Linked DNA regions of Homo sapiens: region 2 is linked to region 1. Evidence: chromatin loops called from intact Hi-C (ENCODE). Cell type or tissue: ascending aorta. All regions are shown on one strand. Links, peaks and the distances in the headings refer to the core of each region. The heading gives the core; the rest is flanking DNA.

Region 1 (8,344 bases), core at 280-8,279:
AACATTTCATTCAGAATACAAGTGCTATAAAAAATTTGGTACAACTTTGGTAAGAAAGTTACAGAACATATATAAGCAAAATTATAAAAATATGATTGGGAAATGAAAAAACATAAACTAGAAAAGCTTATTATCTTCTTGGATGAAATGACTTACTGTCATGTAAATTCTCCAAAAATTAAAACAAAAGTCTAATGCAATATGACTTTTTGTCTTATATAAAATGCCGTATAATAATTAAAAAGGGCTTAAAGTCCAATATCTATATATAAAAGTAATTTTGAATGAGTATCATTTTAAATTTGGGGCTTTTTGAAGATTTGTTGAGAATGACAAAAACAACACTGAGAAAAATTCTAAACCCTTTAATAAATACATTTTATATGATAAATGTAAAATTACATAATGTAGGTTTTAAATAACAGCCTCTTATTTCCTTCTTAATAAAAGGTGGGATTAAGGGGTTAAGTCTAGAAGCCTGAATGTTATTTTTTGTAGGCCCCATATTGTTTTTGTCCAGTATGGTCTGGTCAAACTTGGCTGTACATTAGAACCACCTACAGAACTTCATAGGAATCTAGTTTCCAGAGTCTCATGCAGGAGTTCCTGCAATCATAATTTTGCAGCAAGAATTTTAGGCATCACTGGTCAAGTTTATGTTACAAGGTTCACTTCTTATTCTTAAATTCAGGGTCTCTTTTCTGAGCACAGAAACCTAGAAAAGGGTATCCAATGTTTAAATCTTCTGTGGGAAATGACTCATTTCCTCTTAGAAATGAGAGTTGAAAACAGGTTTTTAATAATAAATAAAAAATAGATTCTGCTGCAGAGAAACATGCAATGTACATGTTCTCTATAGCAGGAGACAGTAAAAGTATGCTGATATTCACGTCATGTATTGGTTAGTGTTTGAAATCCAGCTTTGTCTCTTTCCAATTGTGCTACCTTTGACAAATTAATACACCCTTGTAATTCTCAGTTTCTTCATTTATAAAATGGGAGTGATAATAGTACTTACTTCACATAATACTAGTTACTCAAACACTAATGATTTAATAAGTGTTAGCTAAACGCAAAGAGAAACAACACAATTAAGCACTCTCTTCAGCAAGAATAAGTTGAGAGGTTAATGTCACCACATGCTTTGGTAAGAGACCAACACATAGCAGGTACTGGAATATCTTGCATCAAGATTTAACATTTTGTGGCTCACAATGCAGTTTTATCAAAGGCATTAAGTATTCTCTTTCTCTCTAGCTCTCTTCTTATTAGTATCATTTAAAAAGTAATATTGGAATGTTCCCAGATCATGCTAGTTTGTGAATACAAATGAGTTCATGTTAATATCGGTGCCTAAATAAGGTTTAACAATCATCTTGAGTTTAATAATGATTCCCTTGACCCTGCAGTGCCTCCCTAGTCTCCATCATTTGCAGCAAGAAATCCTCAGCAGTGTCTTTCAGGTGCTCAGGAATAATACCACTCCTGCTTTACTGCTCTGGGCTCCTACTTAAGTTACCTTGACCTTGTATCGGCCACCAGTGTTCTTTATGAGAATATACCCTCACTGGGCAGATCAGTTCCTATCGCTGGCAAGGCTGTATGGAGGTCTATTTCAGGTTGGGTGAGAGAATGGCTCTCTTGCCAGCTCCATGCTGTCATTTGTCACCAGGCCTAAAGTAGTACTTCTTAGAACTTAAATTTCACAAAGTCATTTGTGGGGAAGATGATTATTTAGCTTCTGGCCCTAAGTTCTTTACACAGCAGGCTCAAAACCATTTGAGGACTCTGAGGAAAGCAGGGAATGCAGGCATCACACCATTCCTTCCACTTCTTTTGACAATTTCCCAAGGCTGCCAGCACAAAAATTCCCCTTTCTTCATTCAGAAACATATGTTCCAAGAGTGTCAACTTATACAAACAGATTGCTGCAGATGTCACTGGCCCATCCGCACCACAAATCATAAGGCTCTAAATTCCTTTCTATATCCCTATCATCTAACATCTGACATAAAGCACTAACTCAGAAGACGCCTCATCTACATGTGTTCTGTTCCTGTTGTTGCCTTTGAAAGTGAAACAACTGCACATGGAGAGAAGAATCACACATTTCTGAGCCTGAGGCCAGTCTGGCCACTGGGGACCCAATGCTCCTGCTCCTCGGCAACATGCAACTTTGGGGATTTCTGTTTTGCTGCTGCTGACGTGTGAATCTTTACAACAACCATTAACATAGTAACAATATCATATCATACAGAAACAATTTAATTTTATTCCTGATTTCTCAAAAAGCTTTCTTGAGGTGACGTTAAGTGTTGCTAATACCTCTGTTACTTAACATTTTTTTTGATAAGGTATATGAGGACCCATGATAATAGGTTTATTGAAAAATTCTTGCCCCTTCCTAGGAATGGAAGAATGATAACATGTAATGTAGTAATAGTGCATGCATAGTGTAAAGTGTAATACAGTGAAAATAATGATGTAAAGATGATTAACAAGAAGGCAGTGGAGAATTCCTCTTCAACCTCATGTGACCTTGACAGTGTATTGTGACGCTGATGTTCGGCTAGTTCTGGGTGAAGTCCAGCTTCTTCTTTCTGATCACTCTTCTTGCCTCAGGGTGATGCCTACCCTGGACACCTAACTGCCCCCTCTCCATTCTAAAACCCCTTCTCACAAAGGAAGGATAAACAGACTCACATTCAAGTTGCAATCACAGATGTGACACGGTTTAATGTATATCGTTCTCAGAGGCATTCTAGGGGAAAGGAACAAGTCAAAAACTCCAGGTGGCAATGTCTGCTCTGCCGCTTATGATCGTGAGACTAACCCAGCACGACAAACCCTGAGCCCAGTTTCTCACCAGTGTCCTTTATGAGAAGATGCCCTCACTGACCAGATCAGTTCCCAATGCTGGCAAGGCTGTATGGAGGTCTATTGCAGGTTACCAATCTCACAGGAGTTTTTAGAAGAATAAATGAAGAAATGAAAATGAGACTATTCTCAGCACAGTGGTCTATAGAAAGTGCTGAATTTATGTTGATTTACTCAACGAAGGACAAAACTTTAAATTGTGAAATTTTATATTTTTTGGGATGCACTTGGAGGGCCTTTTTTTTTCCTACCTTTAATCACATTTTATAGGTAGTTGCCAATTCTGTTCTATCTTTTCTTTTTTTCTACAGGGAAAACTGTACACTTGTCCTGATCTTCACCATGCTCTGAAATGAACCTGTGTGAACCCAGCGTGACAGAAGCAGGGACCACAAAAGTCTAAGGAATTCATGTGTTAGGACTTCTTCCAGTTCTATACAATTCATTTTATGAGAAGACATGATTGCCTTCCCGTTTTCAAGACACGCAACTCTAAAATGGTGAACAATGAACCTCGAATATTCTTTAATTTCTGCAACAATCTTCTGTAAATCTTTATCTCGAAATGGCTTCCTAAATCTACATTTTTTTACAACTGCCGTGGTTCAACATTTGCTTAGCAGGAACTCTAGGTCAGAGCTGTCCCTCAGCATCTACGGGATGGGGCCCCACCTGATTTTATTTCCTAACTTTCGAGCTGGCCTCAGATACCCGTTTATTCTTTGCTTCACAAAGATGCTTAGATAAAAGATCTGAAGACTCTCTTCAAAGATTCAAAAAGCTCCACTGTTTTGTGGGAAGATGTCTGTGGTCAGATAGGCAGGTGGATCGGGCGCCTAGGGCCCGGAGGTAGAAGGAGGTGGCCGGAGGCGCTCAGGCCAGCGCCTCTCGCATCTCTGAGGAGGGGCGCCGCCCAGGCGCTCGCGTTGCTAAGTCCTCTGTTTGCCGCGTTCTAAAGGAGCCCCGAGCGGGACCAAGGCAAACGGGGGGGGGGTGTGTGTGGCCCGGGAAAGCTCGAGCAGTGTCTTCAGTAAACCCCCAGAAGAGGCAGCGGCCCCTCCGTTGATCCCTCCTGTCCCCAGGACCTCCTGACTCCGAGGGGGCAGAGGATTCCCCGAGTCCTTTGTTCCTCCCAACCGTCGCCGCCCCCGGCGCCCGCGCCTCTCGGCACGTCGTGCACCCCCGGCCGCAGCAGGCGAATGGTCTGGCCCGTCGGTAGCCGCCACCCGCTTGGGCAGCGACAGCTGTTCCAGGCACTCCGCGTCGAGCACCGGAGTCCCGAGCCGTGGCTGCCACGGGCGGTGGGCGGGCGGAGGAGAGCACCGGACCACCAGTGCAGGCTGCCGAGTCGGGGCGGCCGCCCACGGGGAAGCTGCGAGGCGCGGGAGCACCTGGGGGACCGCTTGCAGCGGGGACGCGAGGACCCGGGCTGGGCTTTCCTCACCCGGGTGAGTACCTGCTGCCGCCATCCTCCCCCGACCCCCTTCCATGTCCCCACGTCCCCAAAGGCTCCGCCCTGGCCCTCTTTCCGGGCCCCCATCCCCGGACTGTCACTGCTCTGGGGACACCGTCCCCGCTGGGAGCCGCGGAACGGGGAGCTGCTGCGTTCGTGCAAATGATTCAGCACCATTCGTGCCCTGAGAGGTTTGGGCAGAATGGGGGAGGGAGAGGGCGGAGGGGACGGGGTCAGTTGCTGTGATCTCAGCTCAGTTTTTAGGCTCCAGATGGGAGACTCGGGCGGGCGGGGTCGGGTTGGGTGAACGAGGAGGCTCCCTGCTGGTTTATTCTGTAATTCCGTCGTTTTCCCACATCGTGGTATAAGCCTCCGCGAGTATGCGGGGCATTCTTGAAAGGGTATCAAAATGCCCTTTTCGCACATGCGAGTGAAGTCTAGGGCCCTTGTAGGTACCTCTCACTTTCTCCACATCTTGCTCTGTTGGATGCCTGACTCATGCCATCATCCACTTATATCACATCGCAGCGTTCCCTCGACTGATGTAAAAGATACCCTATGAAAGTTGCCTTGTATTCTGGGTGGGTTTGATTGATCCTGGCATAGAAAGAAAAGATTTAGGAGAGGTAGGAAATAATACCTTCATAGCCTAGGCACTTACTTTTATATATCGTATTTTATTAAATCATCATAATCCAGAACCAAATGTGGAAACTGAGGAGCAGGGAAGTTAAATTACATTCTCAAGGTCACAGAACAGGAATTCGAATATAGGTTTTCCTGACTCTATAGTCCATGGATTTTCCACTGTATTAATGGAGTGTGTCCAAGTGTACATATATATGCTCTATTAGATATTAAACATAGAATTAATTAATTGAGGAGTAATCTCAAACAACAGCAACAACAACCTGTAAACTTTCTGCATAAGGAATTATTGCTCCTTCAATATGAAAGAAAGATGCTTTGAATCATGTGAAAAATAATCTATTTTCTTAGAAAGCTTATGGCAAAAAATATGTGAACAACACTACATAGGAGAGTGAGGTCATAACAGGAGATGTTCAGCACATTTTTGGCAGTGATATTTGGTGGATGCTCAAGTGTTGGAGAAGTCGATTAAAAACGTAAGAAGAACTCTGGAAATCTTTTTCTGTCTTAAATGTTAGGGAGACATTTACAGTAATAATAGTTACTTAGTTCATGAGGTGTGCGACTGAACTGCACCCCACAATAGGGTGACAGGTGAACCCATACTAAGATAATGTTACTTGATTCATTACAACTCTGTGATATTGCATAACAGGTGATAACTCCATTTTACAGACTAAGGAACAAAATTCAGAGAAGGTTCAAGACCACTCAGTAAGCCATGGAATTTGGACAAGCCTTGACTCTTAGTCAGTTTAGAAATATGAGTGTTGTAGTAAAATGTAGTTCTTATATAGTGGGAAACTGAATTAGTTTGTTGTTACCCTGCCGTTAAGAGTCAACAATTATATTGACCTTCTATGCTCCTTCTGTAAAAATAATGGATGCTAGGTCTTTCTTCGCCCGTTGATGGGTCCTTTGACTTGCTTTCATTAGCGACTTACAGATTTTTTCTTAAGAAATGCATCTCTTGTTTATGTCTCAAGAGGCAGGTTGCTATAGTACAGATGCTCATTATCTCTAAATACTCACATAGTATTGATGGTAGGCAGGAACAGAGTCATCTTAGTATGTCATTTCTAAAGTATTGAACCATTTGCATTGGAGAATTCTTTTTCAAGTTAACGGGGGTATTGATAAAGTCCACTGCCTAAATAAGGACATAAAATGGAGGCACAAATTTATATTTGTTGTTCAAACAAGAGTATGAGAAGTGGGGTCTTGTGAAGAGTCTTGAGTTTGATTCCTAAAAGTCATTTCATTTTGTTCTTTACATGGCTATAACCTATATCCTGAACCTTGGCAAGGCATCTTGTAATCCAATCTGTTTAATCCTAAGGGGGACAGCAGAACTGGCATGAATGAATAAGCAAAAATACAATACCACTGCTGTTAAAAAAAAAAAAAGGAAAGTGCATGTCCTGGTGATGGATGGTCAGCAGCAACATTTTAAAACAGAGACAGCACATTTTACTTAGATGACATCACTGAGAGTATGAATATAATACCAACTTGGCTTTAGAACTGCTCTCTCTCCTCTGTCCAATGACTACAGTCTGCAAACCATCTAAATTCCCCACTTCAAGGAACTTAAAGTCTAGCAGGGGAAATTTTACTTACACGTGAGTAATTAACAAATAACTTAGAATTGGCTTAATACCAGAAAAGGGTGGTGCAGACCTACTGCTATAGCGGTACCTTAAGAGAAAAGAGAAATAGTAGAGCCTTGGATGATCAGAGGATCAGGAAAGTCTTCATGGGTTGAAGTGAATTAAATCAGTCTCAGAGACTGGAAGGATTCTGATAGGCAAAGAGAAAGCCACATAAAGGTTCAGCTAAGAAGTGCTCATCTACTGTTTGGATACATGGTGAAAGATCATGAAGAAACTTGAATGTCAGACAGTGAGATCTGTTTCTGATCTGTTAATCATTTCTCTTTCTTACATTCTCCATATCTGTTGCCCCGAGTCCCCTTCCAGGAAATGGTCTGTTTCCTGGGTACTAAAAGGATTGTCAACTAAACTGAGAAAAAGTTTTCTGTGCAAGTACAATTTTTCCTCTTCCAAAGGAATTTGCCTTTTAGCTCCGGCCCCCATTAGATAATTATGAACAATTTGGAAAGTTTAAGAATATAAAAAGGAAAAAAACACCCTCATAATTTGACCAACTAAAGACAATCACTATTCATTTTTGACATGTTTCTTTCCACTTTTTTCATGCGTAGTTTTAATTATGGTATCTATATTACTTTTATATTATTTTTAAATTTAAAATTCTATAACTTTAGTTTTCATTTAATTACAACTGGCTTAATACTAGGTTTAAAATGCCTAATAGCAGGCTTAAAAATGACTACATAATTTTCCATTTGGTAGATGTATTATCATTGCCTAATTGTTCCTCATTGTCACTATTGATGACATCATAATAAACAATTATTGATGATAATAATAGCACTGTGATGAACATCTTTGTGCGTATGCTTTTTTTTGTATTTTGAATATTAGTTCCTTTGCATAGAGTCTCAGAAATAAAATTTCTGGGTTAAAGGGTATGAGGTCTTGAAGTTGCACTATTTTAAGCAAGTTTTGAAACTACTGAGTTCTTATATTAGGCCATTCTTGCATTGCTATAAATAAATACCTGAAACTAGGTAATTTATAAGAAAAGAGGTGTAATTGGCTCACAGTTCTGCAGGCTGTACTGGAAGCATGGCAGCATCTGCTTCTGGGGAGGCCTTAGGAAGCGTCCAATCATGTTGAAGGGGAAGGGGGAGCAGGCACGTCACATAGCAGAAAGCAGGAGCAAGAGAGAGAGTGAGGGGGTGGTGCCACACACTTTAAGTGACCAGATCTTGTGAGAACTCAGAGTGAGCGCTCACTTACCGCCAAAGGGATGCATTAAGCCATTCATGATGGATATGTCCCCAGGATTCAAATATTTCCCACCCCCACCTCCAACACTGGGGAATAAAATTCAACATGAGATTTGGATAGGGACCCATATCCAAACTGTATCAATTCCCAGTGTTCAATTTGGAATACTTACATGTTGATTATAGAATATTTGCATATTAATAATTCATAACACCCAATCTTGTCTGTGGCTCCTCAGATTATAGTCTTTCAAGCAACTTCTTTTGATTAGACTAAAGACTGATTAAATCATGGAGACTGGGAGAAAGGCAGGCAGTTGGTGTTACTGAGGAGAGAAGATACTAAGTTGGAGAACAGGCTTGGTGAGAGTGAGTAAGAGTTGATAGTCAGAGAAGGAGAATATGTGATAGACTACTTTCTGGTTCCAGTGTTGTATTTGTGGACTTCAGCTGTAAACCTCTGCATTCCCTCACCCACAACACACATA
Region 2 (8,344 bases), core at 327-8,326, 120 kb before region 1:
TAATTAGACTTTTATGGCAGATGATTAATTGTTTTGAACTCATGCTGTTTACCTAATTAAACTATTAGTAATACCAGCAGGTAAATTAACTTCATACTTCTTTTCTGGAAAGATAGATTTTTAATACTGATACAGTTGAATATCCCTCCTGCAGAGCTGAATACACAAGCATTTTTGTTTTCAATTTTTTTTCTTTCCAACAAAGAAATGCTTTAGCTCAATGTCGTATAGGTAATTTTAAGGAGCAGGGGAAAATTAGGATGCTTATTAATGATAAGCTTAAATTACATACAGCTATTTTAAGATTTTATTTGATAGATTACTATTTTGTAATTGTTCAACTTAGCAGATAATTCTACTCTTTGGTCTTCCTCCCTATTTATCTTCATCTCATGTACAAATGTACATTTTCTATAATGTGTTTCAGGTAACATACACAGCTGTCAAGACCTGAAGTACAAAGAAAAGAGGAACTTACAGAAAGATGGAAGAAGAGTATGCCATGCAGATGAAGCTGGGAATTAAAGACCCAGATAGAGGAATAAGGCAAAAAGAGTATGACTACTAGGAAGAGAATGGATTCAGGAATCTTCTGTGTAGGTGGAAGGTAAGAATGGAAACATGAAAAATAGTTAAGGACTACTGCAAAAGTCCAGGCAAGAGATGATGGATACCTGAACTGAGGTTGTGGTGGGAAAGAAAAACAGACAGATTTCATATATATTTTTGAAAAACAAGGAGATTTGATGATTCATTGAACCCAGAAAATTAATAAAAGTAATAAAAGATAATTCCTACTTTTTTTGGCTTGAGCATGTGAATAAGTAGTGATGCCAGTTATTATTAAGCTGGGGAAGGGTGAGGAAGTGATATAGACAGGAGGCGGGGAAATACTGGGTAGAAGAGGGCAGACCCCAACGAGGGCCACACTCTCAAGCCTGGACCTGCAGTCCAAAGTGAGAACATGCATTCCTGTTTTCCTGCCCAAATTTGCCTTTTCCAAAACCATGTTGGCTGTCCCCACCTCCCCATCCTGTACCCATAAAAACCCCAAGCCCCACCAGCAGAGTGGCAGAGTGGCAGAGGAGAGAAGAGAGGCAGCAGAAGGACATCAAAGAGAAGCAGCTTGACTTCAGAGGAACAGCTTGACAGCAGGACTTCGCAGAAGAGTTCCACAGGGGACGGCTGAACTCCAGGAGAAGACCACCTTCCCACTCCATCCGCTTTCCAGCTCCCCATCCTGCCAAGAGCCACTTCTACTGCTCAGTAAAATCCTCCACATTCACCACCCTTCAATTCATTCATATGACCTTATTCTTCCTGGATGCCAGACAAGTACTCGGGTACCAAGAGGGCGGGTGCAAAAGGCTGTCACCCTGACCCTCCACTGATCTGTTAAACACTTAAGTTGTCTGTGGATGGCAAAGCTAAATGAGCACACTGTAACACATGCCCTCTAGGACTCCGGAGGTCACAGGTTCCCCTCCCCTCCCCCCCACCCCCCAGGAAGCTTCCACTGGACTGCACAGGATTCTACTCCTGCGGATGCCCAGAAGCACTTGTCCCAGTCCCTGTACCCACTCACCTGCATGCTCCCCGTCCCGTGAGGGGATGAGAGCTGCGAGCTGAGTAAACAAGTCAATCCCTTTGTGAGTCCCGCGAAGGGGTCAAGGGAACTATCCCATTTCTGAAGGAAGGGGCTGGAGGGGTGTTGTAATAAAAAATTCTATTGGACATATTAAATTTGAGATGCTTACTAGACATACAAATGGAGATTTCAAAAAGATAGCTGAATATGAGTCTGAAACACATCACTGCCTTCTAAATTTTATTTTAATCATATGCATATCTGTTAACAACTAGTTTATACTTCTGGTTGTATTAGGGAAGAAAGATGGTTTAAATTTTCTTTAACTATTAAGTAGATCCTCCTCTTAATTGTGACTGAGTCTTGAAATGCATACCAAAGGTCGTAGGCTCTCTGTACTTCCTCTTCTTTCTAAACTCCCGATGGATTTCTGATAAGCAGAATGCTCCCCCTATTAATTCCATCTACTGCCTGGAAACTGTGGATATGTTTCAATATATGCCTAACTGGACTCTGCGGATGTAATTAAGGCTACTAATTAGTGACTAAATAGATTCCTCTGGATTACTTAGGTGGGCCCGATCTAAAAAAATTTGCTCTTGAAAGCAGAGAACCTTGTCCAGCTAGGAGCAGAAGAGAGCCATGGCAACATGTCATGAAATTTCACGTGTGAGAATGATCAGCACACCATTACTGGCTCTGAGATATTACAGCCTATGTAGAAGCACCAGAGAGAGGGCTCTAAGAGCTAAGGGAGCCCCCTAGATGACAGTCAACCAAGAAACAGAGACCCTAGTCCTATAACCATAAGGTACTGGATTCTGCCAGAAGTATGGATCAGCTTGGAAGTAAATTCTTCCCCAGAAACTCCAGATAAGAGCCTGCCAGAATTCTGACCTACAGAACAGTGAGATAATAAATGGGTGTTATTTTAAGCCACTATTTAAGCCACTATTTAGTTATAGCAATAATAGAAAATTAACACAAGACTTAAATGTAATAAGGTGATGGGGATGAGGAAAGTGGGATTCTATTTCCAGAGTACTAAAATGTATGAAATATGGACATGTGAAACTCCTAGTCATGGTTGATGTGGGCACTGTCTCCCTTTAACACTTAGAGCCCTTCGTGTTGATGAGAAAATTTCATTGATCTACTAACGCCCTAGCCAAGACTATAGCCAGGTAGTCCCATAACTAAATCTCCAGATGGGCTTTCTAAATACCTGAAATGTGAAGATGAAACTTCTTCCCTCAACCACCACTACCACCACAGAAATGGTGCAGGGCATGGGATAGTCACTCCTTTCACTCACATGAGAACCCTCAAGAGCACTGATAGGGCAAACTGCGAACCTCAGGCATTTGACTGCTAGTGTAGTTGCCTGACTCCACAGCATAAAGAGGTGAAGGTAGGGGGCTATAGGCTCAGACAGCAACATTACAAATGTCCAGTTTTAAAAAACACATATTTCCCCTTCACCCATAATTACTACGATAGAAACCCAATTTTCACCATTCAGATAATAACCTGAAAACCTCACTCTTCAGATAATGTGTGTAAAAGCATTCTGGATATGAAAGGCTGTAAAGTTATACTAATACAAAATGTAAGAAACTTCAGGTAAACCAGTAGTCAAAAATCATGCATAGAAGTTCCATTTATGTAAGACGACTTTCTCCTAGCTAATTCCTACTTGTTAATCAAAGTGTAGTTCAATGTTATTTCTTCTCTTCTAGTTCCTAAAATATATTAACACCCACGTTACTGTACTGACCACATTGTAGTAATTGCATGTTTATACTTCTTTTTGTGAGTTTCTCATATCATTTCTTACCAGAATCTAACACACTGATGATCACACAGTATACACTCAATAAATGTTTTTAAATTGATTAATTTCTTCAAGATACCATAGCTTTTTTATGAGATAGCTTTAGGTATCTAAAAGATGAGTCACAGACAGAAATAAAGGCCCTTTATTAGGCCCCAATATATCACATATATTTCTACACTACTTTAGGGAGCTATGCATTTCCAGTCTTCAATTTCTCTCTTTTAATTTAATATTATTGAGTGTAAAAATGTTAAGAAAATACAAAGCTTACTGCCTAGAATATTTTGGAATCCATTTATATTAGACTATGTAACATATTCTAAATGTTGTAAGATTGACTATAACAATGCTAACTTATTATATGTCAGATATCATTCTAAGTGTTTCACATGAAGTAAATAAAGCATTTATTCCTCACAACAATCTACCTTTATATTGGATATTATTATCCCATTTTCCAGAGTGACAAAGAGGTTAAGTGTGCTGCAAAAGGTCACAAATTGCAACATTTTATAGCGTTCTACTTTATTTTCTCTATCCCTCTCCAAAAAGTTTATCAAACCAATTTTAAATGAATTACATTTCCAAAAGTTTTAAGCCTTCCCAAATTCTTTTTTTTAATAAATGGCAATATATAGAAGTGTCACAAAACTAGAGGTTTAAATTACTAAGATTTTGTTAGTACTTTGTTGTTGTACATATGGTTTCTCCTTTTATTTTAGAACTCTAGTAAGTGATTACTGAACCCATTAGTTTCTCTATAAGGAATTGGTGCTGATTTCAGTAACTTTCATTTCTATATCACTCTCCAAGTAACTTTCTTATGATGATTCTGATAAATAGCTTACCATGTTGATACAGTTTTAATTATCAAGTAATATCTGAAGAAACTTTAGTATTGCAGAAAAGTCAAAATTAACTACAACTCCATACCCTGGGAGAAACAATCTCATACATCACTATGTGGTATTCTATTCCAATAAATTCTAACACATTTTAGAACTATGAAATAAAGGTGAGCCTGAGGCACTAGAACTACATTATTGCTTAAACTGACCCTGTTTTAAATCACCCAGGCCCCAAATATATGGTCTGCTGCCAACCATGGCAGAACGGTTAGATGACACTTACCTCACAATATTATAAGCTACGGAGTCAGCCAGAAGGTGGCAGAATGGGGCCATTTAGGCTTCACATACATACCAGAAAAATCTTTTATTGTCATTACCTTAAATTTTAGCAATATAAGATAAACACAAGTTTAGGTTATTATACAAATAAAAGTGTAATGTACCAGAAATATGCAATAACATTATTTTATTTATACAAATCAAACTATAAAATTCTCACATAAACTACCATATCAGAAACTAATATCCATTTTCCCTCTCATAAATCTATTTATACAACCCATGAAAAAATTAAGTCTTCCAAAGATCCCCCATATAATTCCAAAACGTCCTTTTAATTCACTAACAATTTAATGGAAAAATACTAGTAAACGTCACATTACATTTAATTTGGTAAGTTCAATCATAATTACTATATAATGGCAAGGTAAAATCTTTTATAAAATCTCATATAACTTTTAAGAAAACAGTTGTTCTTATATTGAGCTGGTTTAATGCAATTTAGACACTATGACTTAATATATGGCAGATTAGCCATATGATTCTTCTATTACATTTGACTGTTTACAATGGATCTGTTTATCTCTGCATTCCTGGTACCTATCACAGGACTTAGAACACATAAACCCTCAACTGAGAAACATTTGCTCAATTGAGTATAAGATTTCAAAGAGAAAACTGAAGGCCAAAAGCAATTAAGCAGACAGCTAAAACACCAATTTGTCTTAACATGGTTATTTTTATTTTTCTATCAGGTGACCAGCCTTCCCAAATGAAAAATAAAACCACCCACAGAAACTAGATTTTAAAGCCAGATCTGCCAACATTAGCCAATTTACATCAGAGGGAGAGGCTGAAGAGTGCTGGAGAGAATTGTTTTGGAGCAGTTATGAGGTATGCAACACATTCAGGGCAGGAGGTCACCCTTACCTCAAATCAACTGAGGGGCTTCAAGGAAACCACTCAGAGACTTAACATGTACCCTATCTGCTAGGATTTATAAGAGTTAGGGACTGTTTTGGGGGGACTCACCAAATGTACAAAATGTAAAGGTACTAAATGGTAGATAAAACCACCTCTGCTCAGTGGCAGAGTGAAAAGAATTATGTTGAGAGGGGGCTCAACTTGGAATAGCAGGGAAAATACATTTATGTCCTATAGACCCCAGAAAAGAGAGTGTGTGCAAGGGAATCATAAATTGCCAGCCAGAGGAGAGGGCTTCTCTCACAAAGAGAACTGAAATCTGAGGGCCACAGCAGGTTTACTGTGAAGCTAACAGAGATTAAATTTCAGGACCTCTCAAGTGCAGGCAACCCTTCTAATACCCTGGGAGAGATTCTAGCATTGTGTTCACAAGGACACATGCTTTTGTAAGACTTGCAAAAGTAAGATATTTTAATAGCAATTGGTTGAGATTGCTGTCTCTTTTCTCTCCAACTTCCCCTTCTTCACACTTTCCATTATGTCAGGTGCTAATGGAGTGGCACCAGGCATTTTAGAGATCTGAATAAGGGAAAGTTTAGGGGTAATGTACAGTTTTAGCTACGATTGGCAAGAAGTTTGGGGATTTTTCAATTAAAAAGTTAAAAATGACAGACTTGTGATTTGAATGTGTACATATATATGTATATGAATATATATGTATAATACATGAATGTATATGAGGAGTACCTCCTTTTTCATCTTCAAATTTATGTATTAAAAAAACAAGATAAATTTAGAAGAAACATAATGAAATATGAAAGAGATTATAAAGAGGAGACATAAAATCAATAAAAATGTTCCTATATAGAAAAGTGAATTCAAGTTATTTTTTGTAACAAATACACTAAATCATGAAAAAAGGAAAAATTCCAAATAAAAATAATGAATAGGCATGTTGTTTCATAATGTAATTAATCAAGAGAATATGAACATGTTAGAAAAGATGTTTAAGTCTCTTGGCAATTGACACAAAATAGTAACAATAACAAAGATACATAAAACTCGTGATAGCTAGTACAAGAACATTAAAGACAAACTATTAGTGATTATTGTTACTTCAAAAATTACCTAAGATCAAGATTTGAAAAGTCTTGAAATCTTGTAGCTCATACACAAAAGAAACTTCTCAGGGACCATTACCTGGTGTTTCTTCAACCATAAAAAACAAGTATCTGGGAACCAGAAGGTGGAGGTGGGAGTGGTAGATATCACCACCCTATTTCACTGAATCTATGACTATCAATTATAAAAATCACCATTATATCATGTACCACTAAGAAAAAAAAGAAAAATGTACAGCAATTAAACTATGAGATACTTTGTCAGTTATAAATTTTTTCCCTATTAAGAGAGAACTATTTTTGATTTATTTAGACATAACTTTTTAATATCACTCTTGTAAACATATGAAGTGAAAAAAATTTTAAACTTGTTAAGAAATTCCTAAAATGCTTTCATATTCATAGTCTGACTCTTCCAGACTATTTTTTGATGCACAGTCATTATTGTGTGTTTTTACACAATTATTGTTCTTTATATCAAAAATATTGATACAGTATTTTTTGAGGCGCTCTACTACCATCTCCTATATTTTCTTCCAACCTGCTGATACGCATTTTCATGTTTGTGCATGTATAGACAATAACAAGCACATCACAAGAATTGCCTGACTGATGTCATCATTTTAGGAAGCATCCTAATTTCGAATACACTAAAATGTGAGACAAAAGTATGTATGTCAAAATTAATGAACTATAGTATGATAAGTTACCCATTTGAAAATTTTCTACTTCTTGTCTCTGTAACTTTGGACTCTTTAACAGTTGAGACATTTTAATACCCTTGGAAGTACTCTTCAAGAAATATGAATTTAGAAGTACTCTTCAAGTATGGGGAGTACCTGTAACAATTAATCCCTTGAACCAGAAGTTTAGAGTGCCAGCTGGGCATTCTGGTCACATTTCACTGAAAAATACAGGCCGAAAAGGAAAGTTACTTCTGTTTGAGTGATTAATCCTGGTTATTACTGAGACATAAAGTTGTGTTATAGATGGAGGTGGGGTACTTTCTTGTAATTTGCATATTGAGTATAAAAACAGAGAAGACTTCAGTATTCCAATATAGGAAACACTACCAAGGTCTCAATGATTCAAGAATGATGGTCTAAACTACTACCCTGAAAAAGAATCCCTTCTACACTTATATGCTGCAGTGGGAAATTTATAGCAACTTTCAAACAGAACAAGGACTATAGCAGCTACTCATAAATGCCACCTTGCTATGCTATATGTGTGCCTATGTATGTGTGTACATATAAACACATCAATTTCCTTCTTGCCTTTCCCCAGGAATTTTACATAAGGCGTGGTCATTAACTTTATAATTTAGTACTAGGGCTGTGGAAAGTCAAGGTGATATTATGGCTAAATGATATGAGTGAATATCATCTAGAAATTGATATACGGGCTGATGGATTTTTAGATCTCTCTTTTTGGGTAGAAGTTGAGTGTTTTCATTTATATGAAGGACAGTAGCATTAAGTTAGCTGTAGAATAGTGTAATTGCCATTCTTTGAAAGCATCAGTAGAAGGGTATAAATAGGTGATGAACAGCCAAAAGAGTGGACCATGCTGGATATTGTAAATTGGTTCATTCAATGTCCCTTCCATTCTCCTTCTTTAATAGTTGGACAGGTTGGAAAGCTATAAAATATATTTCCTGGACTCCTTGTTCTTAAAGTTTTGGATAAAAATAAAGTTCTCCCCACTAGATGCTCTTCTATGATATTTGAATATGTATTTCTGA

Evidence for each region. Peaks named below come from ENCODE experiments on the same cell type or tissue, not always from the same donor. Only the 100,000 strongest peaks of a DNase experiment are listed, where the experiment ranks them.
Region 2: it touches region 1 in a loop (2.3-fold over the local background); 24 of 110 quality-filtered maps call a loop at or near these places.

The regions. Positions count from the first base shown.
Region 1 is chr1:83,994,912-84,003,255 of GRCh38, reverse strand. It overlaps TTLL7 (tubulin tyrosine ligase like 7), which reads left to right and starts at 4,124. Exons shown (of 21, transcript NM_024686.6): 1 at 4,124-4,325. LOC124904205 (a long non-coding RNA gene) reads right to left here and starts at 3,968. Exons shown (of 2, transcript XR_007066195.1): 1 at 3,550-3,968. RefSeq lists silencers at 4,225-4,324, 4,335-4,464. In ascending aorta, for the core only: no CTCF peak of the experiment used is centred there; DNase peaks (open chromatin) are centred at 3,855 and 4,085; H3K4me3 peaks cover 6,254 bases; H3K27ac peaks cover 6,480 bases.
Region 2 is chr1:84,119,237-84,127,580 of GRCh38, reverse strand. It overlaps a transcript of PRKACB not described here. Among named protein-coding and RNA genes, the nearest start is that of PRKACB, 21 kb to the left of the region's middle. RefSeq lists an enhancer at 4,517-4,666. In ascending aorta, for the core only: a CTCF peak has its summit at 4,572 (motif pointing right); a DNase peak (open chromatin) is centred at 4,560.